Regions from separate parts of the Homo sapiens genome. Here region 1 is linked to region 2. The links are chromatin loops, found by intact Hi-C in ENCODE. Cell type or tissue: mammary epithelial cell. All regions are shown on one strand. Each heading gives the region's core, and the rest is flanking DNA. Links, peaks and the distances in the headings are about the cores only. Region 1 overlaps RESF1 (retroelement silencing factor 1). Region 2 has its middle 56 kb from the start of BICD1.

Evidence for each region. A loop is a pair of places that touch in the nucleus more often than their neighbours do. Peaks named below come from ENCODE experiments on the same cell type or tissue, not always from the same donor. Only the 100,000 strongest peaks of a DNase experiment are listed, where the experiment ranks them.
Region 1: it touches region 2 in a loop (10-fold over the local background); 2 of 110 quality-filtered maps call a loop at or near these places.

The regions. Positions count from the first base shown.
Region 1 is chr12:31,981,882-31,994,421 of GRCh38, reverse strand. It overlaps RESF1 (retroelement silencing factor 1), which reads right to left. Exons shown (of 6, transcript NM_018169.4): 4 at 8,465-12,540; 5 at 7,100-7,183; 6 at 1,315-2,044. The coding sequence ends at 1,887. Among named protein-coding and RNA genes, the nearest start is that of RESF1, 29 kb to the right of the region's middle. RefSeq lists a silencer at 370-534. In mammary epithelial cell, for the core only: no CTCF peak of the experiment used is centred there; a DNase peak (open chromatin) is centred at 4,161; H3K27ac peaks cover 1,291 bases.
Region 2 is chr12:32,043,135-32,059,262 of GRCh38, reverse strand. No RefSeq gene overlaps it. Among named protein-coding and RNA genes, the nearest start is that of BICD1, 56 kb to the left of the region's middle. RefSeq lists a silencer at 15,201-15,401. In mammary epithelial cell, for the core only: no CTCF peak of the experiment used is centred there; DNase peaks (open chromatin) are centred at 5,062 and 7,532; H3K27ac peaks cover 1,429 bases.

The DNA.
Region 1 (12,540 bases), core at 576-8,575, 62 kb after region 2:
CCAACATGGTGAAACCCCGTCTCTACTAAAAATACAAAAATTAGCTGGGCGTGGTGGCGGGCACCTGTGATTCCAGCTATTCGGCAGGAGAATCCTTGAACCCGGGAGGCGGAGGTTGCAATGAGCCAAGATGGCGTCACTGCACTCCAGCCTTGGCGACAGAGCAAGCCTCCGTCTCAAAAAAAAACAAACAGGCTGGACCCAGTAGCTCATGCTTGTAATCCCAGCACTTTGGGAAGCTGGGGTGGGCGGATCACCTGAGGTCAGGAGTTCGAGACCAGCCTGACCAACACGGTGAAACCCCATCTATACTAAAAATACAAAAATTAGCTGGGCGTGGTGGCGGGCGCCTGTAATCCCAGCTACTCTGGAGGCTGAGGCAGGAGAATCGCTTGAACCCGGGAGGCGGAGGTTGCAGTGAGCCCAGATCGCGCAATTGCACTCCAGCCTGGGTAACAGGGCGGGAGTACGTCTCAAAGAACAAACAAAAAAACCACAAAAATTCTCCAAACATTAAGAAACAAAAACAAACAAACAAAAAAACAAAATTATGTGCTCACTTTGGCAGCACACTAGAATACAAAGATTAGCAAATTAAATAATTTTTTTTTAAATTAGCCAGGTGTATTAGCACACTGTAGTCCCAGCTACTCATGAGGCAGAGACGGGAAGATTATTTAAACCCAGGAGCAGTGATTGCAGTGAACATTCATCCTACACCGCAGTACTCCAGCCTTGACGACAGAGTGAGACCCTGTCTCAAAACAAAAACTCCAACCCTTTTCTCGTAGTCATAAAGTAAAACTAGAAATAAAGTTATATCTTGCCTTCCAGTTTCTTGAAATTTCCTGAACCTAGTAAATTTTTTTGTGTTCTCATGTGAACGCAATCTAAAAATACCTACTGGCACAACTGCTGTGACATTTCAGCTTTTTTTTTTTTTTTTTTTTGAGAAGGAGTCTGGCTCTGTCGCCCAGGCTGGAGTGCAGTGGCGCGATCTCGGCGCACTGCAAGCTCTGCCTCCCGGGTTCACGCCATTCTCCTGCCTCAGCCTCCCGAGTAGCTGGGACTACAGGTGCCTCCCACCTTGTCCTGGTAATTTTTTGTATTTTTTTTTAAGTAGAGACGGCGTTTCACCGTGTTAGCCAGGATGGTCTCCATCTCCTGACCTTGTGATCCGCCCGCCTCAGCCTCCCAAGGTGCTGTGATTACAGGCATAAGCCACCTCGCATTTCAGCTTTTGAAAGCACTTTCCAAAATGCGTCCTTTTAAAGGTAGGAAACCAAAAAGAAACTGAGCTGTGAAGGTTTCAAATTAGTTTTTTAAAAAATAAATGTTTATTTCAAGTATGAAAAGTAATGTTTAAACGTTGTCCCAAAATTGTGTTCAGTTTCACAAGTATAAAATAAGACTTCTGAAAAAAAGTTTACAATTAGTTATAAAACACTTAAGAATATATTTTGACATTCACATCACAGTGGGCATTTTTGAAAAATAAATTTTGCTAATATAGCTTAGAAACCAAAACATATTTACAGTCCCATTTAAATAAACAAGTCCTTAACTGAGGAACGGTCCTCCCTCAAGATGGGTAGAATTTCAAATTGATTTGTATAAGCATTCCTTTTAAAATAATGGTAAATCTGGTTCAATAAAGTAGAAATTCAAATACCTTGTTTCCCCGGTGAATACCATCCATTTCTTACACATGGCTACCCAAAGTTCTCAAGCCATTTTAATTAAGCACTTTCAATGAAATACAATGAAAGTGGGAACCAAACTCTGAGAAATCTTTATCATGGCATTTCTCATTAGTTTCAGCGAAATATTTTGAACAGAAAAGGAAAGAAATTTCCCAGTGGCAATTACAAAACCACATCTTGTAATTATTTTACAGGACTGCTACCAAGGCTTCTGCTTCTCTTCTCCAGGTACATCTGTTTGTAGGTTTGAAACATTTCTTTTGAATCTTTTACTGGGTTTTGTAGCATCTCAAATCCATCTGCACTGAAGCTTCTCTTCGAGAGTCTTGAATTAACATTATCTAAGGGAAATAAAAACTTTACTTACTTTATTTCTCAATGTTAGCTGTGATCAATATATAATCAAAATTCAGAGGGAAAATATATATTGGAGGGATAAAAAATTAAGGCAAGGAGTTAAGCAAAAGTTTCAGAACCATAGCTCTTCACTTATAGAATTGTAAGTTATATACACGTGACATCTTGCCTTTCTTTTGGGGGCTGTTTTCTACTCCTGCCTCCTTGCCCCATCCTCATTGCCCTGGGCTGTTCTGTTCTACCTTACTCTTGGCTCAATAAAATGTATCATTGCATATCATTAGTATGAATGTGATCTTTTAAACAGCTATGTAAATTAGCAATACAAAGAGTACAAATATGAGTCAGTCCCAAACAATACATGAAAAGGATAGGTTTCATATTTTGGTCTTGCCATGTATTGGATATTCTAAAACATGTCTATAGTTTCCTGTTTCTTGAGACCATTTCAGTGTTACATTAGCTTCAGTGTCCTTTTTTCATAATGACCCATCACCTATTGAAAATATGTTGAGGCTGGGTATGGTGGTTCACGCCTGTAATCCCAGCACTCTGGGAGGCCAAGGCAAGCAGATCACATGAAGCCAGTTCAAGACCAGCCTGGCCAACATGGCGAAACCCTGTTTTGACTAAAAATACAAAAATTAGCTGGGCAGAGGTTGCAGTGAGCCGATATCACACGACTGCACTCCAGCCTGGGTGACAGAGCGAGACTGTCTCAAAAAACAAACAAACAAACAAACAAACAGAATTGCTGTATGGGTATGCGAAATACACTTTCTACTGAATGTGTATCACTTTCATACCATCACAGTCAAGAAATCCTAAGTCAAACCACTGCCAAGTCAGGGACTATCTGTACATTTCATTCCTGCTGCAGCTATTTTCTTCTGAATAATGGGGTCTTGTTTTGTCTTTTTCTACCTGAATGGGTGGAGTATTCTGTCCTGTTAGTTCTTTAGATCTGCTGCAGTCTTCCACTTTTTCGTTTGCTTTCTTTCAGAATTAGTAACACTGAAGCCCCAGATGGGTCTCTAAGTTGCTTTCCAAGAAATTCTTGTCATTTCCTCTTCATCTCTTTACCCTAACTTAGGACTTCAAGTTTGCTGCAACCTTTGCTACTGAATTTAGACATCTGTTTCTCCTGTGGGTTTTTTTTTTTTTGAGACAGGGTCTTGGCTCTGTTGCCCAGGCTGGAGTGCAGTGCTGCATCAGGGCTTATTGCAGCCTCAACTCCTGGGCTCAGGTGATCCTCCTTCCTCAGTCTGCCAAGCAGCTGGGACCACAGGTGCGCACCACTATGCCCAGCTAATTTTTTAAAAAGTTATTTGTAGAGATGGGATCTCCTGATGTTGCCGAAGCTGGTCTCAAACTCCTGGGCTCAAGCCATCCTCCGGCCTTGACCTCCCAAGTGCTGGGATGACACACATGGGCCCCACACCAGGCCAGATGTATGTTTCTTTATAGCAGATTGGGAGTTCATGGCATTTTTCTCTCACTTCATAGTTGGTTCACTGTTCTCCAGCCTCTTTGTCTAAGGTATATAATTCACTATTTCCCAGAGATCCCTTCTCCAGAACCAGCTTCACTCGCCCCTAATAGGCATTTAAAAAATGCCCATGTGGCCGGGCGCAGTGGCTCACACCTGTAATCCCAGCACTTTGGCAGGCTGAGGTGGGTGGATCACTGAGGTTGGAGTTCAAGATCAGCCTGGACAACATGGTGAAACTCTGTCTCTGCTAAAAATACAACAATCAGCCAGGTGAGGTGGTTCACGCTACTCAGGAGGCTGAGGCCGAGGCAGGAGAATCGCTTGAACCCAGGAACCAGAGGTTGCAGTGAGCCTAGGTCGCACCACTGCACTCCAGCCTGGGCGACACAGCGAGACTGTCTAAAAAATAAAATAAATAAATAAATAAAAATAAGTAAATAAAAATGCCCATGTAGCCATCACCTGAGATTTTTTTCTCCTCCCTTAGGTCTCACCTATTTGCGTCTTGTTGTGCCATGACAAAGCTGTATGACTTGTCTCCTGGACTGTCTCACCCAGCTTTGCCTTAGTGTACCTGGTTTGTGTTTTTCTTTCATCATGATTCTGAGTATTTCAGCCTCACATTCACCGTGCAGTGCTCATCCTGCTGTGCTGTCTGCACATGTCATTCAACTCATGCCTATCTCTGAAGCCTCTGGTCAATCTGTGTATCTGTCTTTTGAGTGTTTTCAGCTTCAGATTCCAAACATGCCTCTCGCTTTCTCTTTGAGATAATCATGTCTCTCCTGTTTCCAAGGAGCTTTTTTCTTACTCCAATCTTCGTACCCATTTGTATCTTTCGCATTTTTGGCTTTCTGCCTTCCAACCCGAGAGGCATTGTTTTCCCACTGTCAGGCCTCTCACTGCTCTTCATTCCCTCCTCTTTAGGTTATTTGTCCTGTTCTGATTAAGAGTATATTTCTTCATTGATGCAAGTTTTTCCCATATGCATGTTTCAATGCTAACTGACTTTTTTTTTGAGACAGAGTTTTGCTCTGTCGCCCAAGCTGGAGTGCAGTGGTCCGATCTCAGCTCACTGGAACCTCCGCCTCACAGGTTCAAGTGATTCTCCCGTCTCAGCCTACTGAATAGCTGGTATTACAGGCATGTGCCACTACACCTGACTAATTTTTATATTTTTAGTAGGCATGGGGTTTCATAATGTTGGCCAGGCTGGTCTCGAACCTCTGACCTCAGGCGATCTGCCTGCCTCGGCCTCCCAAAGTGCTGGTATTACAGGCGTGAGCCACCTCGCCCGGCCTCTACTCAATTTTTACACGCCTGCTTCTAAGTATTTGTTTGAAGCTCTCTTCACAACCGTTGTCAATTCCTTTTATAAAATGTGCTTCTTATTGTTTCTCTTGGTGAGTTTCTGCTGCTCTCCATTTTTGAGGCTCTGAACCCCTCTTTGCCTATTTTTTTTTTTTTTTTTTTGAGACAAGACTCTCTCTCTGTCACCCAGGCTGGAGTGCAGTGGCGACATATTGGCTCATGGCAAGCTCCGCCTCCTGGGTTCATGCCATTCTCTTGCCTCAGCCTCCCGAGTAGCTGGGACTACAGGTGCCCGCCACCACACTCGGCTTATTTTTTATATTTTCAGTAGAGACAGGGTTTCACCGTGTTAGCCAGGATGGTCTCAATCTCCTGACCTCATGATCCGCCTGCCTCGGCCTCCCAAAGTGCTGAGATTACAGGTGTGAGCCACCGTGCCCAGCCCCCTCTTTGCCCATTTAATGAACCAAAACTAAGACAAAAACTCTTGAGCTCTAGCTTTTAGTTTTCAAAGCCAAACCCTAACAACAAGGTACTTTCACTCCACTAATTAAATCATATATTCGGGTGGACACGGTGGCTCATGCTTGTAATCCCAGCATTTTGGGAGGCCGAGGCAGGTGGATCACCTGAGTTCAGGAGTTTGAGACCAGCCTGGCCAACATAGTGAGAGAAATCCAGTCTCTACTAAAAATACAAAAATAAGCCAGGCGTGGTAGTGTGCTTGTAGTCCCAGCTACTCAGGAGGCTGAGGCAGAAGAATTGCTTGAACCTGGAATGCAGAGGTTGCAGCAAGGCCGAGATCGTGCCACTGTACTCCAGCCTGGGAGACAGAGCAAGATGCCGTCTCAAAAAAAAAATCAAATACTCAAAGCTCTACTTTTTCTAGTTGGTCCTCAGCCCAAATCCCTTCCCAGCAAATAACACAGCTAGGACCGGTCTCATTATTAAAATACAGTCATCCCTGGGTATTGAAGAGGGACTGATTCCAGGACACTTCTGCAGCATCCACCCAAATAGATACCAAAATCTGGGGATGCTTAAGTTCCTTATGTAAAATGGCATAGTATATTGTATATAACCTAAAGCATACCCCCCACACATACCTTAAATAATTTCTAGATTACTTTTAATACCTAATACAATGTAAATGCTATGTAAACAGTTGTTATACTATATTGTCTTTTAAGTTTCTATTTTTATGGTTGTATTAATTTTTTTCCCAAATATTTTGGATCCACAGTTGCTTGAATCCACAGATACGGAACACGCAGATACGGAGGGCTGACTATACCTCAACCACACTTAATGGACTTTGAAAAGAGGGGACCAGATTCAAGTCCCTATTCAGTCACTAGCAATGAAACTTAAGTCAAATGATGTAACCTCTCATCTATAAAATGGAAATATCCTTGCCTAAATTGTATTGAAGATTAATCAAATTAACATGTAAATAATTGAATCCAGGGTCTGGCAAACTAAGTCCAGCCTGCTGCCTATTTTGGTAGATAAAGTTTAATTAGAGGCCAGGCACGGTGTCTCATGTCTGTAATCCCAGCACTTTGGGAGGCCGAGGCAGGTGGATTACCTGATGTCAGGAGTTTGGGACCGGCCTGGCCAACACGGTGAAACCCTGCCTCTACTAAAAATACAAAAATTAGCTGGGCGTGGTGGTATGCAACTGCAGTCCCAGCTACTTGGGAAGCTGAGGGAGAAAATCGCTTGAACCTGGGAGGCAGAGGTTGCAGTGAGCCAAGATGACGCCACTGCACTCCAGCCTGGGTGACAGAGTGAGACTCTGTCTCAAAATAAATAAATAAATAAATAAATAAATAAATAGTTAATCAGAACACAGCTGATACTCATCTACATATTATCTGCAGCCATTTCCCTGAAACAGAGTCAGAGCTGAGTAGTCAGGACAGACACCTTATGACCCAGAAAACCTAAAGTATTTGCTGTCTGGTCCTATACAGGTAAAATATGCAAACCTCTTAGCTAACTCATTGTGATAAGACTTATTTTCCTATTAAAATAAAATAAAGCTCAGCCTTTCATTCCACAGCACGACAACACAAAAATGTCCTCCTACCACTCAAACACAAACACTGAATGACTGAAAAAAAAAAAAGAACATGGATAAAATCATACTTTACAATCATATCATAACCATAATCCAATTTCCATATACCAGATAGGGAGATAAGTGAATGAAGATTTAAAAAGATGACTTTACCTCTCTCTTGGCTGTCTTTCTGTGTCCTTTTCTTTGTAGCAACAAATTTTAACCAGTCTTCTTTTGTACTTTTTATTCCTGAAACTATTTAAATATTCATTTTCAGAACTCTAGATATTGCTAATCATCTCCTTTAGTACTATAACAAAGGAAAATCATGTAAGCTGAAAATAGATTTTGAAAGGCCCTAGATATAACCACATGTAACACAACTCTAAAAAAAGGACTGGAAAAATGATTTCTATTTGAAATGCTTACCTCAATTAAAAAATGAGTTTATCTTTACTATGTAATTATGTTCCCCTCACATGAACTGAAGAGGTTAATACATCTCCAGATATTAAAGGACACATGAGATAGAAAACTACATTGCCCCCACCCACTTCCAATGTTCCCATTATATCCCCACCTCAAATTCCAAGGATCCAAATGAAAGAACCTATTGAAATCACCAATTTTTTACAAAATGAATATATCCCTATCTTCTTTTCCAGGAAAACATATCCTGTTTATGCTATTGTTTTATGAACCCCAACAAATATAGTCAGAAAAGCAGAGCAAAGACTTCAATTTCCATTCAAATCCTTTAGTTTTCCAATCTTTCTCAGCACAATGCTTTACATATAATATCCACTATGTCTAAATGTTCCCTTAGTACCATGAACAACTAGTTATCAATTTTCTCCTTCCTTCCTGCACTACATTGAGAAGTCTACCATTAAGCTACCTAATATTCATAGCTGCCAGCTTGGCTTTAAAGATTTTAAATTATAACACTGGACAATACTGCTTTCAAGGTTCTTCTATCTTATGAGTAGGCTAGATGTTACCATTTTAAATATAGTGATAACACAGCCATCAACTGTTTCAAAGAGGACAATTAGTTGACCCATTTCCATATGAACAAAAAGACTTCAGTATTCATCATTACTTATCCTCTAACATTCAGAACAAAATTTCAAGTTCACAGGGCTTTCAAATTACAAGTCCAAAGGAGAATTAACAAAACCAAGACTCTTACATTACTAGCTACTTGACACTTTTCTGACATTCCCACAAGGAATGTGGAATGTTTTTCACAGTACAGCCTTCTTGGTACTAACTGAAATATTTCTATCTGGCAAGTTTTACATATAGCTCGTCATGACGACCAATTTTCTACAATTTACAATAAGGTGGCAATGAACACAAAACAAATATTGCCCAATGAAACATTGGTTTACCAGGCAAAACAAATACTAGGTAGTGGCATAACACATTAAAGTCTTTCCCAGCAGCCCAAGACAGCATGAGAGGTGCTAGCCCAAATATTGACCTACGACTCTTTACAATATTGTAGACACCACCAAGAAAATCATACTGGACCTTGCAGAGGGGCTTGCTCCTTCCTAGGATGAGGCTTTACATCCTTCCGTTCTTCCACAGAGTTTGTATTCTTTAGTAAGATATCTGGACATAATTTAAACTCCAGCATGTTTGATTTTTCTGTGTTACCTTTCACCGGTAAAAAGGTCTTATGTTTATTTTCCTGTCTCTTATCTTTATGAAGCTTCCTGGGTGAACTTTCTAATTTGGTGAGAGAAATGCTTTCACGTTCAGTGCATTTAAACCCAACTCTATTCAGATATAATTTCTTTTGATCCTTTACTTGGGGAGGCATTTGGCTGAATTGAGCTTCGTTGCTTATATTGGTTAATTTGTCTAATTTAGTCTTATCAATCCATATTTTATCAGGCTGCTTCCCACCAACTTTTTCTTTAACATTCCTTAGAATGTTGTATGTTTTAGACTCCTGAGAATGGTGGATTTTGAGGTTTTTACCATGGCTTGTCAAGCCATTTAATGATTCTTTAGAGGTCTGCACGCCGCTGCTGTGTTTCTCATTTGATTTCCCACAACTTTCAACCTGCACGGCAAGTTTACTTGGTCTCATATGTTCAGAATCACATGGCACGTTTTTCACACAGATTTTCTTCGATGCTTTATTACTCAGAGCTTCTTTATGCTTCTGCCTTTGTAAATACTCCTTAGGAGTTAGAATTCTACTAAATTTAGATGAACTCGCTTTCGTGTCTACAGACTTAGTATTTGATACCATCTTTTCTTTAACAATGGCTCTTTCGTTTGGGTTTGACAAAGAGTCACCTAATTTGAATGTAGCTCCCACACTTCCTTTCTGTTCTTGTTTATCATGTTTCTTTTTCTTTACTTCCATATCTAATACGTTCCCTTGGTCTAACTTTCGTTTTTGTTTGAAGCTAACTGATTTGAGTTTCAATTTTATCTTTTCTGGTGATAATGACTGTCCCAAAGAACTATGCTTCTTATACACATCTTTATTTGGCAAAAAAGCTGTTTTTGTTTTTAGTGGACGTGAGTTCTGTGTTACATGTTTCTTCTGTCGGGTTTCCTGAGAAGCTTGTTCATAAGATGCTGTCATTTTATTACTGGAGTGAAAGGTTACCTCGTGAAACCTCAATTTTTTTCTTTTGTGATTTTGCAAGGGATTTAGTTTATCACATTTAGATGAAAACTGACCAGCAACTAATTCTTGTTCTGTCCTTGGTAAGCTTTTATGTTTTGTTTTGGGTGTATCTTTTCTACTGTCGTCTTGTAGTTCAGGAAAATGACTTTTCCCATCTGGAGGAGTCTTTGGATTATTTACAAGGCTCTTAAATTGAACAACAGTGACATCTCTATCAGAAGTTCTCTCTCCTTGTTTACAACTGTTGGTATCCAAAGGAGAACACTGCTCTTTTTGTTTCTCTTCCTCTGAAGATGAGTTCTTGATGGAATTACACTGACACTGGGGTACTCCTTCGTAAACCATGGAGAGCCAGCCCAATGCACAGCAGTGGATATCATCTTTCTCAGAGTCCAGTATCACAGAATCACGACTTTGTCCAGCTGCAGGTGCCTGCAGGTCACACTGGCTAACTACTTCTGTGATGGGCTCTTCTTTCTGAGGTTCTGCCAACTTGTCTACTACATAGGGTTGATCATCCTGTTCAGGAAATATTTCTTTCATTTGCTCTGAGCTTAATATTGTAATTTGTATTTGATCTGCTGGGTCTTTGGAGTCAGAACTGGTTTTATCAGCAGTTTGATCTTCTGAGGTCTGGTATGTAGTTTGCTGGCCCACAGAACCTTCACGTGTATTCACAGCCTCAATGCCATAAGGAAACTCTTTTAGAAGTTCTGACAGCTGGTCATGTAGGTATAAGACAGGTGCCTTATCACTGTGGATTTCATTTCTTGCAGGATCTTGGGGAGTATAGTTGCTGGATGCATCTATTTCCTGAGGGTAAATATCCTCCTGAATAGCAGCTGACGAGCACGTATCGTTAGCTGTGCTTTTTTCAGTGGCATGCTCCAAACTACTTTTCTCTAGAATAACTCTGTTTGTTTCAAGATTGTTAAAAGATGACTCTAAGGGTGGCTCTGACTTTGACTGATCACATATTTTATGTGAAACATCTGTGCACTGTACAGGTTTATCTTTTTGAAAACCAAAGTCTTTATTTTCAGTGGTATTATCTAATTGTTTTTCTGGTTCTCTGCTGCCAATCCCTTGCTGATTGGGTAGAGAAGGTTTCTGTGGCTCAACCATTTTCAAGGGAAGAGAGCTGAATATCTTTGCTATTTGGGAATTGTAAGAGGTATCACCTTCAACCAGAGAACAAATATTGTCAATCTGTAATGTATCACTACTCACAACAGTACTATTCCTTGACTCCTGTGAGATTTGCTGATCGTTCATAGGAGAATGGATAGCTGACTCTAATTTGTTATGCTTTCCTTGATTGACATTAGGTGTGACTTCTGAATTACCATTAGTTGACTCATTCTGCTTTTCCTTCTGAGTTAGTGGAAAAATCTTGGTTGATGTTGCTGTACTTGCTACTGGTCCACTAACATCAACTTTCAAAGCAGCAGTTGCCTTTGCATTTTCTGCCAATTGATTTTGTAAACTACAAACACTGCCTTCTTTAATAACGGGATACACTGTTTCAGGTAACACTGCAGGTGTTATTCCTTTGACAGACAATGTTTTGACCTCTGACAGAACTAACGGTGACACTACAGCTATCTGAAGTTCTGTTCCCTTTGTTATATTTATACCTGAAGACTCATAATTGTGCATTACCATCGACAAAGCTGTCTGCTGTGAGGGATTACTTATTTTATTCTGAGAATTTGAATTTCCCACAACTGAACAAGGACTCTTAACGTGGATGTTAGCAGGCTTTGAAATTCCAACTGCTGTTGTGTTTGTTCTGAGTTTATCACACTCCTTTTCTTTTGCAGTATCTGAAGGTTGCTTTTTCCACAGGGAAAGACAGGTTGCTAGCACTTCCATGGAACAGCTACTGTCACTTTTAGCAGGCATTCCTTTTGTTGAGGATTCTTGTCCACTGCAAAAGGAGTTGTCCAAAACCCTGCCACTTACATTAGAAGTACTTGGAGTTTCCATGTTCTTCAAATTCAGTTGGTTACCAGTCATTTGGGTATTTGGATTCATTTCACAACTGTCTGGTTTAGAATCCTGAATAGTTTGATTAGCATCTTTTAATACTGTCTTCTGAGTCTTACGTGCCTGTGAAAGCAAAGCGAGAAGTAGCATATTTTCATTTTGAATTTTTGATTTATATTCCTCAGTGGACATGGACTTGGGAACAGAAATTGTTTCACAAACTGCTGGTGAATTTTGCTCAACTTTGGTAACATTTTCTGATGAAAGCTGAGTATTCAATACTGCCTGGGTCATCTCAACAGCTGATGTCTTTGAAGTGAGAACTTTCACATCATGAGATGAGTCTGGCATTGGCCGCTTTTCAGAATAGACAGGATTTGGTAAAACAGAATCAACTTGGTTAAACCTTCTGCAATTGACTTCCTGAATGTCAGAATTCAACATACATTGAGTCTTATTTGTTTCTGCAGATTCCACTACTGTTGGTGTTTGTCTCTCTGCATTCTCTGGCATTACTGGAGTTATCTGGGGTCCAGACTGGATTTTGGCAGTTTGTTTTAGAGACAATTTAGAATTCTGAGCTGGTTCACTATAAGAAGTATTAGTCATTTTAATACAACCTGCTGCCATCAAAAGATCTTTATTGATTTTAATTTTCCTTGCAAGTTCTGAAAACTTCTGTTTTATCTCTACTAATGTTTTAATATCCCTTACTAGCTTTTCTTTTGCAACACTTGTGTCCAGTACTTGATTTGAAGTTGGATTGCAAGAATCCATTATTTTCTCTTCATTAGTTTGAGCAAGAGTCTGAACACCATCCACAGAAGATCTAATGGGACTGTTAAAAGGCTGTTTGCTGTTGGTATTTACTTTCAAGTTAGTGAAATTTCCAATTGTGCTGACATTTTCATTAGGGTTTTGCCACTGCTGTTGAAAGCTGGTCCTTATTTCAGATGACAGCATTTCT
Region 2 (16,128 bases), core at 3,162-11,161:
AGGGTGCTTGGCTCTTAGTTGATTATCTCCTGGATCTGGAAAGGAAGGAAGGACAAAAAAGGGGAAAAGGGGATTCTCTACGGAATGTGGATTTTTCCCACAAGAGATGGCTCTGCAGGGCCATTTCAAGATATGACAGAGAAACATGTTTTGAGGTAAAATATTTTTATTTTCTTCCTTGCCATGGCCAGAGTCAGATTGGAAAGTAAGTCTCAATATACAGGATTAAATAAAACCCATCTGATGAGAACTGATGATTTGTGGGGCATGACTCCCCAGACTCCTTACATAAGAATTTGGGGAAAAAAAAAAAATCAGAGCTTCGTCCTCAACATAGAGGCCCAAGCATCTCACTATTCATTATGCCTTCTGATGTTATCATATCCAAGTAATGCGACTGTTAACTACAGTCATCTCTCAGCATCAAACAGGGTGTTCCAGGGCCCCTAAGGATACCAAAAACTTGTAAATGCTCAAGTTCCTTATATAAAATGGTACAGTATTTGTATATGACTTACACACATCTTCCTCTGTCCTTTAAATCAAGCTTCTCCGGCCGGGCACGGTGGCTCACGCCTGTAATCCCAGCACTTTGGGAGGCCGAGGCGGTCGTATCACAAGGTCAGGAGATCGAGACCACGGTGAAACTCCGTCTCTACTAAAAATACAAAAAAAAATTAGCTGAGCGTGGTGGCAGGCGCCTGTAGTCCCAGCTACTGGGGAGGCTGAGGGAGGAGAATGGCGTGAACCCGGGAGGAGGAGCTTGCAGTGAGCCGAGATGGCGCCACTGCACTCCAGCCTGGGCGACAGAGCGAGACTCCGTCTCAAAAAAATAAATAAATACAAAGTAAAAAATAAAAAAAAATCAAGCTTGTTCAACCCGCGGCCCAAGACAGCTTTGAATGTGGCCCAACACAAATTCGTAAACTGTCTTAAAACATTATGAATTTTTTGCTATATATATGTATATTTAGCTTATCAGCTATCGTTAGTGTTAGTATATTTTATGTGTGACCCAAGACAATTATTTTTCTTCCAATGGGGCCCAGGGAAGCCGAAAGATTGGACACTCCTGCTTTAAATCATCTCTAGATTACTGATAACACCTAATTCAATGAAAATGCTATGTAAATAGTTGTTATGCTGTATTGTTTATTTGTATCATTTTTATTGTTCTATTGTTTTTTCAAATATTTTTCATCCACAGTTGATTGAATCCACATGGTGTGCCGACTGTATATATTATTTTTAATATAAATTATTTTACTTTTACCACTCCTGTGTGCTTCGACTGAAGCATTTTGTTGATTTTTGTATATTGTGTGTATAAGTAGTTGTATAGTGAAAAGTGTCTTACAACATATTTATTACTGAAACAAGGCACAATAAAAAGACAAGGTTTTGGCCAGGCATGGTGGCTCACGCCTGTAATCCCAACACTTTGGGAGGCCAAGGTGGGCAGATTGCCTGAGGTCAGGAATTTGAGACCAGCCTGGCCAACATGGTGAAACCCCGTCTCTACTAAAAACACAAAAATTAGCTGGGTGTGGTGGTGCACACCTGTAATCCCAGCTACTCAGTAGGCTGAAGCAGGAGAATCACTTGAAACCGGGAGGCGGAGATTGCAGTGAGCCGAGATCATGCCATAGCACTCCAGCCTGGGTGACAGAGCAAGACTCCGTCTCCAAAAAAAAAAAAAAAGACAAGGTTTTATGATCCTGAGCAGAACAGTTTACCTTCCTATTGCTTGTGTCAACGAAAAGAGTCAAACTCTGTAAAATATTCTAAGAGATTTATTTTGAGCCAAATATGAGTGACCATGGTCTGTGACACAGCCTTCAGGAGGTCCTGAGAACATGTGCCCAAGGAGGTTGGTTGGGGTGCAGCTTGGGTTTATACATTTTAGGGAGGGCATGAGACATCAATCACATACATTTGAGAAACAGATTGGTTTCGTCCAGAAAGGTGGGACAATTCAAAGCAAGGTTGGGGTAGGGGGCTTCCAGGCTATAGGTAAATTTAAACATTTTCTGGTTTACAATTGGTTGAGTTTGTCTAAAGACCTGGGATTGGCCGGGCGCGGTGGCTCACGCCTGTAATTCCAGCACTTTGGGAGGCCAAGGCGGGTGGATCACAAGGTCAGGAGTTCAAGACCATCCTGGCCAAGATGGTGAAACCCTGTCTCTACTAAAAATACAAAAATTAGCTAGGCACAGGGCAGGTGCCTGTAATACCAACTACTCGAGATGCTGAGGCAGGAGAATCACTCAAACTCGAGGGGGCAGAGGTTGCAGTGAGCCAGGATCACGCCAGTGCACTCCAGCCTGAGCAACAGAGTGAGACTCCATCTCAAAAAAAAATAAATAAATAATAAATAAAAATTTAAAAAGACCTGGGATTAATAGCAAGGAAATATTCGGGTTAAGAAAAAAGATTATGGAGATCGAGGTTCTTTTGAAGTTTCACAGTGGCTGCCCTTAGAGACAATAGATGGCAAATATTTCCTATTCAGACCTTTAAAAGGTGCTAGACTCTTAGTTAATTTCTTCAGGATTGAGAGGGCCTGGAAGGAAAAGATCTAGCTATGTTAACAGAGATTCTTTACACATGCAAAATTTCCCCCACAAAGGATGGCTTGCAGGGCCATTTCAAAATATGGCAAAGAAACATGTTTTGGGATAAAATATTTTGATTTTCTTCTTTGTCACGTAATGTTATGCCTGAGTCAGATTGGAAAGTAAAACACGATATATAAGGTTAAATAAAACCCATCTGATGAGAATTTATAGTTTGTAGGGCATGACTCCCCAGATCTCTTAGACAGGAATTTGGGCAAAAAAAAAAAAATCAGAGCTGGGTCCTCACTTCAAATGTCTCCTTTTTAAAATAGGACTTTGCCTTCACTTTTTCACAATCAAAAGGCCTATTGAAGTGATTTTCTTTTCTTTCTTTCTTTCTTTCTTTTTTTTTTTTTTTTGAGAAGGAGTCTCCCTCTGTCACCCAGACTGGAGTGCAATGGCACCATCTCGGCCCACTACAACCTCTGCCTCCCAGGTTCAAGTGATTCTCCTGCATTAGCCTCCTGAGTAGCTGGGATTACAGGGACACACCACCATGCTCGGCTAATTTTTTTGTATTTTTAGTAGAGACAGGGTTTCACCATGTTGGTCAGGCTGGTCTCAAGCTCCTGACCTCATGATCCGCCCACCTCAGCCTCCCAAAGTGCTGGGATTACAGGTGTGAGCCACCGTGTCTGGCCAAAGTGATTTTCTTAAAACCAAAGAGTCCCCAAAACAAATTCACATGTTTCCCTCTAGCAACTATTAACATGTCTTATTTCTCTTTCTCCCCTGCCTTCAATCTTCGCATATCTAGGATATCTTCCTTAGATTGGACTTACAGTTCTCCTCTTGGCCAGGCACGGTGGCTCACGCCTGTAATCCCAGCACTTTGGGAGGCCAAGGAGGGCAGATCACGAGGTCAGGAGATCCAGACCATCCTGGCTAACACGGTGAAACCCCGTCTCTATTAAAAATACAAAAAATTAGCTGGGCATGGTAGCAGGCGCCTGTAATCCCAGCTACTCAGGAGGCTGAGGCAGGAGAATGGTGTGAACCCGGGAGATGGAGCTTGCAGTGAGCTGAGATCGTGCCACTGCACTCCAGCCTGGGCGACAGAGTGAGACTCTGTCTCAAAAAAAAAAAAAAAAAAAGAGTTATCTAAAAGAAGAACCCTTCACAGTCACACATTTGATTTCCTCACAAAATGTGAAGGTGAGGGCTAGGTTCCATTCATTGCAGTAGCTTCTGGTACATAGTATGTGTTCAGTAAACACTGGTTGAATTAAAACTTAGAGAATTGGAACCAAAAGACAATTGGAACTGAAGACAATGGAAACAGAAAAACTATATATTAAAGGTTCTCAAGTGTTGGTCAGAAAAAGTATGCAAAACTTGGAAATAAGGCAAAAAGCTAAATAGCACATCCTTTTGTTACAGGAAAGGAGTCCTGATCCAGATCCCAAGAGAGGGTTCTTGGATCTTGCATAAGAAAGAATTCAGGGCAAGTCAGTAGAGTACGGTGAAAGCAAGTTTATTAGGAAAGTAAAGGAATAAAAGAATGGCTACTTCATGAACGGAGCAGCCCCGAGGGCTGCTGGTTGCCCATTTTTATAGTTATTTATTGATGATATGCTAAACAAGGGGTGGATTATTCATGTTTCCCCTTTTTAGACCACATAGGGTAACTTCCTGACGTTGCCATGGCATTTGTAAACTGTCATGGCACTGGACGGAGTGTAGCAGAGAGGACAATCAGAGGACACTCTTGTTGCCATCTTGGTTTTGTTGGGTTTTAGCTGGCATCTTTACTGCAGTCTGTTTTATCAGCAAGGTCTTTAAGACCTGTATTTTGTGCCAACCTCCTACCTCATCCTGTGACTTAGAATGCCTTAACCATCTGGGAATGCAGCTCAGTAGGTCTCAGCCTCATTTTACCCAGCCCCTATTCAAGATGGAGTTGCTCTGGTTCACATGCTTCTGACAATTTCACTTTCATGCAGTGGCAAAGATCATCATAGGGTTGTCTAGAGTGAGGGCCAACGAACTTTATTTGTAAAAGTTGGTCACAACCCTCAGGCTCCACTGTGCCACGGACCCTGGTGGACTGAACAAAGGAGGACGAATGCGGGAATAAAGACAAAGACAAACAAGTATATTTGGAAGAAGGGGTCAGGGGTCTCCTTGCTTCTAGTGAACAAGGGCTCTGAGCTTCTATAGCCCTTTGTATTTATTGAGTAAAGGAAATAATGAGGAGGGGGTGGTTGTCAGTCAGCTGTTTCACTTAGTGCAGGCCTGCATAACTGCTTTCTTTGAACAGTAGGCTCCAGATGTTCCAGTAGATAACCTCAAGGAGCACGGCGCCAGGGAGTGATTGCCCTCAGCATACCTTCTGGTGGCAGGTGCAGATGTGAGTTTCCCCACATCCTGCATTCGTGATAAACAGTTTGCTCTTTTATCATATAGCCTCCAGTGGAGTGCTGAGTTGGTCATGACCCTCAGGCTTTCCCCAGCATGTAAAGGTTCACATAGTAAATTTCTCAGGCTCTAAGTCATAGTAAATTTCTCAGGCTCTGAGTCAGGTAGAAACCCTGTCTCTACTGTGAGCTTTAGGATTTCTGTGTTGAGAACTCAAGTCTAAATCTGTGGACTTTAGAATCTCTGCTGTGTGTACTCAGGACTGCCATTGTGGCACAAAAGCAGTCATGGACAATAAGCAAAGGAAGAAATAGGCTGGGCTCCAACAAAACTTTATTTACAAAATATGTGGGCTGGATTCAGCCAGAGGATCATAGTAACGTAAAGTTTATCCCATTATTTACTATTGATTAAGGGTCCCAGAATTCGTGAAATTACTTGTTAACTTGAAGATTTTTGTCAGGAAGAAATGCAAATAACTTCTGTTGGTGGGACAGATACAGGTCACACATTGCTTAACAGCAGGGAGAAATGCGTGAGGTGATTTTGTCCTCGTGCAAACCTTATAGAGTGTGCTTACACAAACCTAGATGATACAGCCTACTATATATGGAATAGCAAATTGCTCCTAGGTTACAAACCTGTACAGTGTGTTAGTATGCTAAATACTGTAGGCAATTGTAGCACAATGGTAAGTAATTGTGTATCTAAACATAAGTAGGTACGGTAAAAATATGGTATAAAAGATAAAAAATGGTACACCTGTATAGGACATGTTTACCAAAATTAAGGCTGTTGGGGCACAAATAATTTGATAAAGGTTTATTGGGGCCAAGTATGGTGGCTCACACCTGTAATCTCAGCATTTTGAGAGGCAGAGGTGGGCAGATCACTTGAGGTCAGGAGTTCAAGACCAGCCTAGCCAAATGGCAAAACCTGTCTCTTTTAAAAATACAAAAATTGGCCAGGCGCGGTGGCTCACACCTGTAACCCCAGCACTTTGGGAGGCCGGGGCAGGCAGATCACAAGGTCAGGAGTTCGGGACCAGCCTGGGCAAGATGGCGAAACCTGTCTCTACTAAAAATACAAAAATTAGCTGGGCATGGTGGCACAGCGTATAATCACAACTACTCGGGAGGCTAAGGAAGGAGAATCTCTTGAACCCGGGAGGTGGAGGTTGCAAGGAGCCGAGATGGTGCCACTGCACTCCAGCATGTGCGACAGATGTGAGACACCATCTCAAAAAAAAAAAAAAAAATTGGCTGGGCGTGGTGGTGCGTGTCTATAATCCCAGCTACTCAGGAGGCTGAGGCTCGAGAAATCACTTGAGCCTGGGAGGCAGAGGTTGCTGTGAGCTGAAATCGTGCCACTGCACTCCAGACTGGGAACAGAGCAAGAATCTGTCTCCAAAAAACAACAACAACAACAAAAAACGGTTTATTGGAAGCCAAATGGTGTGAACATCACAGAGTGTACTTATGTTCACGGAACCAAGCCGGGTCCAGCTACGTTTTCTCAGGGCCCAATAACAAGAAGCAGAAAAACTAGGAAAGAAGAGAATTTATTGCTGTAACCAGTTACAGGGAGCAGGCTGGAGATAATTCCACAAGACCAACTCAAAGTGTTACAATTTTCTTCATGATTATATAGGTTGGGGTTATATGCCCACATGCAGTATAGCATTCACCTAAGTCTATTGGTAACTAATTTTGTTTCAACTAGAAGGTCAGAGGCAAACTAATGCTTACTAAGTCTGATTAAAAGGGCCTCAGTACCTTCAAGGCCTGTGTACTGTGGTACCAGAGTGATTATTTCTATCTTATCTCCTTTACAGCTTGGTCTGGAGTGCTGCCTTAGACTCTCCAATGAATTTACTCAAACAGCTCTGTTACCTTGACTGTCTCAGATTTCGTTGACCCGAGATGGGTCCTGCACTAGGAATGAAAGACTGTATTATTTTGGTTTGCTCCAGGTTAGGGAGAAGCCCACGCAAGGCTCCTACTGACCATACGTTTCATTTCTAGCTTTGCTGTCTGGGTGCCGATTTTGCTAGGTTTAACTATTTGCTCAATGTTAAGGCAGCTCTGTGGAAATCTGTGTAACTGGAGTGCTATGCAGGCCTGTCTGTGTGATTGTCAGGGAGAATTGGCCTGCCACACTTACACAAATCTAGGTGGTCTAGCCTACCATACACCTAGGCTATATGTATGGTTGACCTGGGAAGACACGCTAACAAAGTTGGGAGTGTTCTGGAGTCTGCTACAAGTTGGAAGGCTTTTATGGGAAAGTTTAGAAGAAGGGAGGACTCCTGACAGCACAACCATCCTTTTCACTGGAGGTACAACACAGAGGTTACAATCATTGGCTACAGACTGCAATATAAAGGCTAAAATATCGACATTTGATTCAAAAGTGAGTCAGAGTCCTCTTCAGTGTCAGGAGGTTGTGCATTAATCAGTACTTGACAATTTGAGGAACTCACAATAAGATTCGTTACTCAGGGACAAGATGTTTGCATGAATCACAAGCCCTCCCTCAGGCTGTTAATTTAGAAGCCTATTTACTTTAAAGTCAACTGCCCAAAAGTGCCCTGTAGTTTATCAGGCACTTACTATGAATGGAGCTTGCAGCACTGGAGGTTGCCTGGGTGAGTCACTGAGTGGTGATTGAATGTGAAAGCCTGCAACATTACGGTGCACTACTGTAGATTATAACCACTGGACACTTAGGCTATGCTACATTTATTATTTATTTATGGATGGATTATTTTATTTTATTTTTGAGACAGGGCCTAGCTCTCTCACCTGGCTGGAGTGCAGTGGTGCGATCACAGCTCACTGCAGCCTTGACCTCCCTAGGCTCAAGAGATCCTCCCACCTCAGCCTCCCAAATAGCTGGGACCACAGGCACCCGCCACCATGCCCGGGTAGTTTTTAAATTTTTTGTAGAGACGAGGTTTCACCATGTTGCTCAGGTGGGGCATTTATTTTTAAACATTTTTTAATTTTTTGTGAGGTCTCACTCTGTCTCCCAGGCTGGAGTGCAGTAGTGTGATCATGGCTTACTGCAGCCTCGACTTCCTGGGCTCAAGCAATCCTCTTGCCTCAGCCTCCCAAGTAGCGGGGACCACCGACATCAGCCAACACACACAGCTAACTTTTTGTAATTTTTGTAGAGATGGGGTCTCACTATGTTGCCCAGACTGGAAAACATTTTCTTAAATAATAAATCTTAGCTTACTGTAGCTTTTTTACTTTTTAAACTTTAAAATTTTTAAAAACTTTTGACTCTTTTGTAATAACACTTAGCTTAAAACACAAACACATTGGCCGGGTGCAGTGGCTCACACCTGTAATCCCAGCACTCTGGAAGGCCGAGGTGGGCAGATCACAAAGTCAGGAGTTCGAGATCAGCCTGGCCAGCATAGTGAAACCCGTCTCTACTAAAAATACAAAAATTAGCAGGGTGTGGTGGCACACACATGTAATCCCAGCTACTCAGGAGGCTGAGGCAGGAGAATTGCTTGAACCCAGGAGGTGGAGGTTGCAGTGAGCCGAGATCATGCCTCTGTACTCCAGCTTGGGCGATAGAGCAAGACTCTGTCTCAAAAAAAAAAAAAAAAAAAACCCACAAACACATTGTACAGTGATACAAAAATATTTCCTTTCTTTATATCCTTAATCTATAAGCTTTTTTTATTTTTTAAACTTTTTTTGTTCAAAACTAAGATGCAAACACACACATTAGTCTAGGCCTACTTATACTCAGGATCATCAATATCACTGTCTTCCACCTCTACGTCTTGTCCCACTAGAAGGTTCAGGGACAATAACATGCATGGAGCTGTCATCTACTATGATAACAATGCCTTCTGGAACACCTCCTAAAGGACCTGCCGGAGGCTATTTTGCAGTTAACTTTTTTTTTTTAAATAAGTAGGAGTATACTCTAAAATAACAACAAAGAATAGAGTAAGTACATAAACCAGTAACATAGTCTTTTATTATCATTATAAAGTATTATGGACTGTACATAAGTGTGCCTGCTATACTTTTATATGACTGGCAGCACAGCAGGTTTGTTTACACCAGCATCACCACAAACACACCAGTAATCCAGTATGCTATGACGTCAGAATAGCCACAGTGTCACTAGGCAATAGGAATGTTTTAGCTCCATTATAAGCTTACAGAACTGCTGTCATATATACAGTCTGCCATTGATCAAAATGTTGTTATTCAGTGCATGACTGTAACTCCCGATTTGTGGCTTGTTGGACATTAACATTTAATTCACTATCTTAGGGTTCTCCAGAGAGACAGAATCAATGGGACATGATAGATATAGATCAGATAGATGATATAGATATAAATATAGATATAGGAAAAAGGATTTATTAGAGGGATTGGCTCTCAATTATGGAGGCTGAGAAGTTCCATCACAGGCCATCTGCGAGCTGGAGACCTTGGGATGTCAGTAGTGTGGTTCAGCCCAAGTGTGAAAGCCTCGGAACCAGGGAAACTGATGGTATAACTTCAATCTGAGGCCAAAGGCCTGAGAACTCCAGGGGCCGCTGATGTAAGTCCTAGAGTCCAAAGGCCCGGGAGCCTGGAATTGTTGTCCGAGGACAGAAGAAGAAAAGTGCATCCCAGCTCTGGCAGACAGATGGACACATTCTCCCTTTCTGTTCTTGTTCTCTCTGGGCCCCCAGCAAGTTGGACCGTGCCCACACACATTGAGGGGAATCTTCCCCACTTAGTCCACTCAGACTCATATGGTAGTCTCCTCTGGAAACATCCTCACAGACACACCCAGAAACAATGCTTTACTAAGTTTCTAGATATTCCTTAATCCAGTCAAACTGACACCTAAAATTAACCATCACACTCATGGCTTGTCCTAGAAATCTTCTTGTTTCTCAAATGCTCTTTGAACTGGTCACTGCATCTTTACTGGTTCCCTCATTAATCGGTGAGCTAAGTAAAATCTTTGACACATTTCATTGCATATTTGCCAGACAGCCACATTGTTACCTTCTTGAAAACTATACTTTAACATGTCTCATAAGTACAAAAATATAGACTCTAGACCCAGGTCTTTCCCACTATCATGGGAAGGGGACCAGTGGTTGTACGTTCTGCATTTCACTAATTTTGAAAGTCTGGTTCAACACTATGAAATAGTGATGTGAAGCAGTGGTCCCCAACCTATTTGGCACCAGGGACCAATTTCGTGGAAGACAGCTTTTCCATGGACTGGTGGTGGGGTGGGGATGGTTTCAGGATGAAACTGTTCCACCTCAGATCATCAGGCATTAGATTCTCATAAGGAGTGTGCAACCAAGATCCCTCACATGCACAGTTCACAATAGGGTGCACGCCCCTATGAGAATCTAATGCCACTGCTGATCTGACAGGAGGCGGAGCTCAGGCAGTAATACTCCCTCGCCCACCACTCACCTCCTGCTGTGTGGCCCCATTCCTAACAGGGTTTGGGGACCCTTGATGTAAATAACTGTTGTTGTTGTTGTTGTTGTTGTTGTTGTTTTTGAGACAGAGTCTTACTCTGCTGCCCAGGCTGGAGTTCAGTGGCATGATCTCGGCTCACTGCAACCCCTGCCTCCAGGTTGAAGCTATTCTCCTGCCTCTGCCTCCCAAATTGCTGGTATTACAGACGCGTGCCACCATGCTCAGCTAATTTTTGTATTTTTAGTAGAGATGGGGTTTCACCATGTTGGCCAGGCTGGTCTCGAACTCCTGACCTCAGGTGATCCACCTGCCTCGGCCTCCCAAACTGCTGGGATTACAGGCATGACCCACTGCGCCTGGCCAAGAACTGCTTCTAAGTTCAGTTTATTTCAAATCTTGGTGGATACATGGCTGTAATAACCAGAACAGACATTTCATGAAACCTCTTCATACACAACAATTAGGGTGAGGCTCATAGTAACAATAATATAAATCCGTATTTCAAACAGTGTTGGTAATTTTGAATGTTTTGACCAACTTCTAATAAACTATGTTAGATTTTTATTATATTTTCTTGTCAAATAGTAGACAAAGGGCTTCTACGCCTGTAGGAATAGATGTCAGTGTTGTCAAACAGCTCCTTGTTTGCCGCCACATGCATTATTAGAGTTATCTTGAAAACCAGCAGTTTCTCTGTAGGAGTCTTTTAAAGCCACTTATCTGTTGTGTAAAGATAGGTTTAGTTGAAACTAGATCATTCCATCTGCCTTTAACCAGGCACTCCTAACCTGTAATATGCTGCACTCTGAAGGGGTTCAGGGAGGAAAGTCACCACAATGTGACGCTTCTGTTCTTCCCCGAGGAGGTGACACATAACGGTGACATAGATTCAGAGTGACAAATCCAGTGCATACTCTATAATCAATGTCAGTAAAGTTTAAATTCTTGCTTTTTTAAATAAAAATAAAATGGACTAGGAATTCTGGTCTTCCTGCATCTCAGAGGCCTCACTTGCACTTTCCCCGGATTTCTTGCACAGCCCACTGGAGTCTGACAAAAGGATACCCTTTCAAGTCTGAAGTTTGGCAGTCACTAAGTGGGCCCCGCCACTGTGGCAGCGGCACCCCATGACTGTGAGATCCATTTTGCAAAGATAAATAAAACACTTCTAAGAGTAACTGGGAATAACTGAAGGCAGGAAGTTACAGTCTCTGCTCAGTGACACATAGGTCTTTCTTCCTCCTGACCACTGAGCACTGTTGACCTTTATCTGAGACCCTGCACCTCTGGAAAGCAGTGATAATCAGGCAGGCATGGTGGCTCATGCCTGTAATCCCTGCACTTTGGGAGGCCAAGGCAGGTGGATCACGAGGTCAGGAGTTTGAGACCAGCCTGGCCAACATGGTGAAACCCTGTCTCTACTAAAACAATAAAATAAAATAAAATAAATTATCATGGCTTAGTGGTGGGCGCCTGTAATTCCAGCTACTTGGAAGGCTGAGGCAGGAGAATTGCTTGAACCCAGGAGGCAGAGGTTGCAGTGAGCTGAGATGGCACCACTGCACTCCAGTCTGAGCAACAGAGTAAGACTCTGTCTCAAAAAAAATTTGTTTGGCCGGGTGCTGTGGCTCATGCCTGTAACCCCAGCACTTTGGAAGGCCAAGGCAGGTGGATCGCTTGAGGCCAGGAGTTCAAGGCCAGCCTGACCCATATAGTGAAACCCTGTCTCTACTAAAAATAAAAAAATTAGCCGGGCATGATGGCACGTGCCTGTAGTCCCAGCTACTCAGGAGGCTGAGGCAGGAGAATCACTTGAACCAGGGAGGTGGAGGTTGCAGTAAGCCGAGATCACACCACTGCACTCCAGCTTCAGCAACAGAGTGAGATTTTGTCTCAAAAAAAAAAAAAATTTTTTTTTTTTGGCCGGGTGCAGTGGCTCATGCCTGTAATCCCAGCACTTTGGGAGGCCAAGGCAGGCAGATCACCTGAGGTCGGGAGTTTGAGACCAGCCTCACCAACATGGAGAAACCCCGTCTGTACTTAAAAAAATACAAAATTAGTTGGGCGTGGTGGCGCACACCTGTAATCCCAGCTACTCAGGAGGCTGAGGCAGGAGAATTGCCTGAACCCAGGGGGCAAAGATTGCAGTGAGCCGAGATCGTGTCATTGCACTCCAGCCTGGCAACAAGAGCAAAAAACTCCAAAACAAAACAAAAACAAAATCAAAAAAATTTAAGTAAAATAAAATAAAGACAGAAAGAGGCCAGGCATGGTGGCTCACGCCTGTAATCTCAGCACTTTGGGAGGCTGAGGTGGGCAGATCACGAGGTCAGGAGATCGAGACCATCCTGGCTAACACAGTGAAACCCCGTCTCTACTAAAAATACAAAAGAAATTAGCCAGGCATGGTGGCGGGCACCTGTGGTCCCAGCTGCTGGGGAGGCTGAGGCAAGAGAATGGTGTGAACCCAGGAGGTGGAGCTTGCAGTGAGCTGAGATTGTGCCACTGCACTCCAGCCTGGGCGACAGAGTGAGACCCTGTCTCAAAAAAATAAAATAAAATAAAATAAAATAAAGAAGACAGAAAGAAAATGTATTTATTTAAAAAGAAAAGAAAGCAGCGATGATAAAGCACCCTGCACCCCCAGTACCCCCACCCCCAACCTGAACCCCATGCAACCCCCATCCTCCACCACCTTTTGTTTTTCAAAATCCCCCATTCTTTTGTGTTCTTGGAGAAGACTTGCTCAGAGAACCATCCTTCTGCATAGGACATAGGTACAACTCACCGTCCACTCTCTTGTGACCCCACGGTTCTCAGGGTTGGCTCCCTTGTTCATCTGCAACAAGGCCAAACACAAATCCTCCAATTTCCCATTCTTTGCTGTAGTTGACTAGCTAAGATTAGAACAATTTGTTTCCCTGAGAATAATATTTCTGGTTCAGCTAAGTGACAGACAGTTCTGCATACAAAACAACCCCAACTGCATATCACCCCACTTCAGCTTGTTTACTCCTCTCTATATAAGTCTAGGGCAAAAGCACCCTGCTGAGATCCTCTGATCTTTGCCTCTCAAGTGTTCTTTAATCAATCTGCCTACTTCTCTGGGTTTTGTCTTTGACACAACCCTCGATTTCTCTTTGAAGAAGTGTCACCTTCACCAAACCCAAGTGTGTCCTCCAGATAGATTACTGCTCACCCTGCATAATGCCTCCCAGGTAAACCTTCTCCCCTAAAAGAGAAATACCTCTTTTTTTTTTTTTTTAAGACAGTCTTGCTCTATTGCCCAGGCTGGAGTGCAGAGTGCAGTGGCTCAATCATGGCTCACTGCAGCCTCATCCTCCCAAGCTCAAATGATCCTCCCACCTCAGTCTCCTGAGTAGCTGAGACTACAGGCAAAGGCCACCACACCCAGCTAGTTTTATTATTATTATTATTATTATTATTATTATTATTATTATTATTGAGACTGAGTCTCACTCTGTCTCCCAGGCTGGAATGCAGTGACCCAATCTCGGCTCATTGCAGCCTCTGCCTCCCGGGCTCAAATGATTCTCCTACCTCAGCTTCCCAAGTAGCTGGGATTACAGGTGCACGCCACCATACACAGTTAATTTTTATATTTTTAGTAGAGACAGGGTTTTGCCATGTTGGCCAGGCTGGTCTCAAACTCCTGACCTCAGGTGATCTGCCTGCATTGGCCTCCCAAAGTGCTGGGATTACAGGCATGAGCCACTGTGCCCGGCCCCAGCTAAATGTTTATTTTTTGTAGAGATAGGATTTTGCTATGTTGCCCAGGCTGGTCTTGAACTCCTGGGCTCAAGCAAACTGTCTGCCTTGGCTTCCTAAAATGCTAGGATTACAGGCATGCCCAGCCTTCTCTTCATTTTTAAAACTCAAACTTCATAGAACATATGTATCTCTCAATATAACATTTCTGGCTAACAATTCTATAGAAAAGTCACAAAATTTTTACATCCTAAACATGATACAATATTTTTCAAAAAATGAAATGCAAGAAAGGCCTTTTATTCCAAATATTATTGCTATTTCTTCAGAGTCTGTTGAGGCAATCCTCAACATTGTATCTGCCCCAAAGGATGTGTTGAAGTCCTAACCCCTGGTACCTGTGAATGTGACCTTACTTGGAAATAGTCTTTGCAGATGTAATTAAGATTTAAGTTAGAATGAGGTTATACTTGAGTACTATATTTGGTCCATTTTGCATTGTATAAAGGAATAGCTAAGGCTGGGTAATTTACAAAGAAAAGAAGTTTAATTGCCTCACAGTTCTGCAGACTGTACAAGAAGTGTCAGAGATGATAAATTCCTCTTCAAAAAGCTTTCGTTCCCTGTTCTTTGTTTCTTAAAACCAACTTCCTTGTACTTCCTTGTCTCCTAGCTACCTGTTCTGTAAACAACCTTCCTGCCTTTGCCATGCCCAGACAAGTCCAGATATGCCTTCCCGCCTAGTAACAGACTCTTTTCCCACCTAGTAACGGACTCTTCACCTAATAGACCCTATTCAATTTTAAACCTTAGCCAATCGAGTTAGCTTAGATTGTGAGGTCCAACCCCAGCCAATGGGGAAAGGACACAGAAGTGCTAGGAACTGCATTAGAGATAAAAACCCCTTTCCTACCCTGCTCGGTGTGCTCTTGCGATAATGACTGGCGCAAGCTGCACCCTTCTGCAGAAGAAAATTTGCCTTGCTGAGAAATCTTGTGTTTGAGTGCTCATTTTCTTTACGACTCTGAGCTTTTATTTCTAACAGAACAAGGTGCCAGTGTCTGTTTCTGGGGAAGCCTCAGGAAGCTTCCAATCATGGTGGAAGGCAAGGAGAGCCAGTGTGTCACATGGCGAGAGATTTTAACAATCAGATTGCACATTAACTAATAGAGCAAGAACTCATTCATTACTGTAAGGAGGGCATCAAGCCATTCATGAGGGATCTGTCCCCATGACCCAAACATCTCCTACTAGGCCCCACTTCCAACACTGGGGGTCACATTTCAATTTGAGATTTGGAGGGGACAAATATTCAAACTATATTAAGTAGTATGGACTCAATCCAATATGACTGCTGTCCTTATGAGAAGCAGAGAAGAGACACGGAGACAGACCCAGGAAGAATGCTATGAGGCAATGGAGACAGTGATTAAAGTGCTGTATCAACAAGCATTTACTGGCAACACCAGAAGCTAAAAGTAAGGCATGGAACAGATTTCTTCCCTGGAGCCTTCAGAAGGAGCATGGCCCTGCCAAGACCTTGATTTTGGACCTCTGACTTCCAGAACTGTAAGATAATACATTTTCTGTTTTTTTAACCCACCCAGTTTGTGGTGCTTTGTTATGGCAGCTCTAGAAAGCTAATATAGAGTCCCTATGAACGTTTTGGAAAATTGTGGCGCGATCAACAAAAGGGGCTGGGCACAGTGGCTCACGCCTATAATCCCAGCATTTTGGGAGGCTGAGGCCAGAGGATCACTTGAACCCAGGTGTTTGAAATAAGCCTGAGCAACATAGTGAGACCCTGTCTATACAAAAAATACAAAAATTAAGGCTGGGTGCAGTGGCTCATGCCTGTAATCCCAGCACTTTGGGAGGCCAAGGTGGGTGGATTACCTGAGATCAGGAGTTCACGACCAGCCTGGCCAACATGGTGAAACCCCATCTTTACTAAA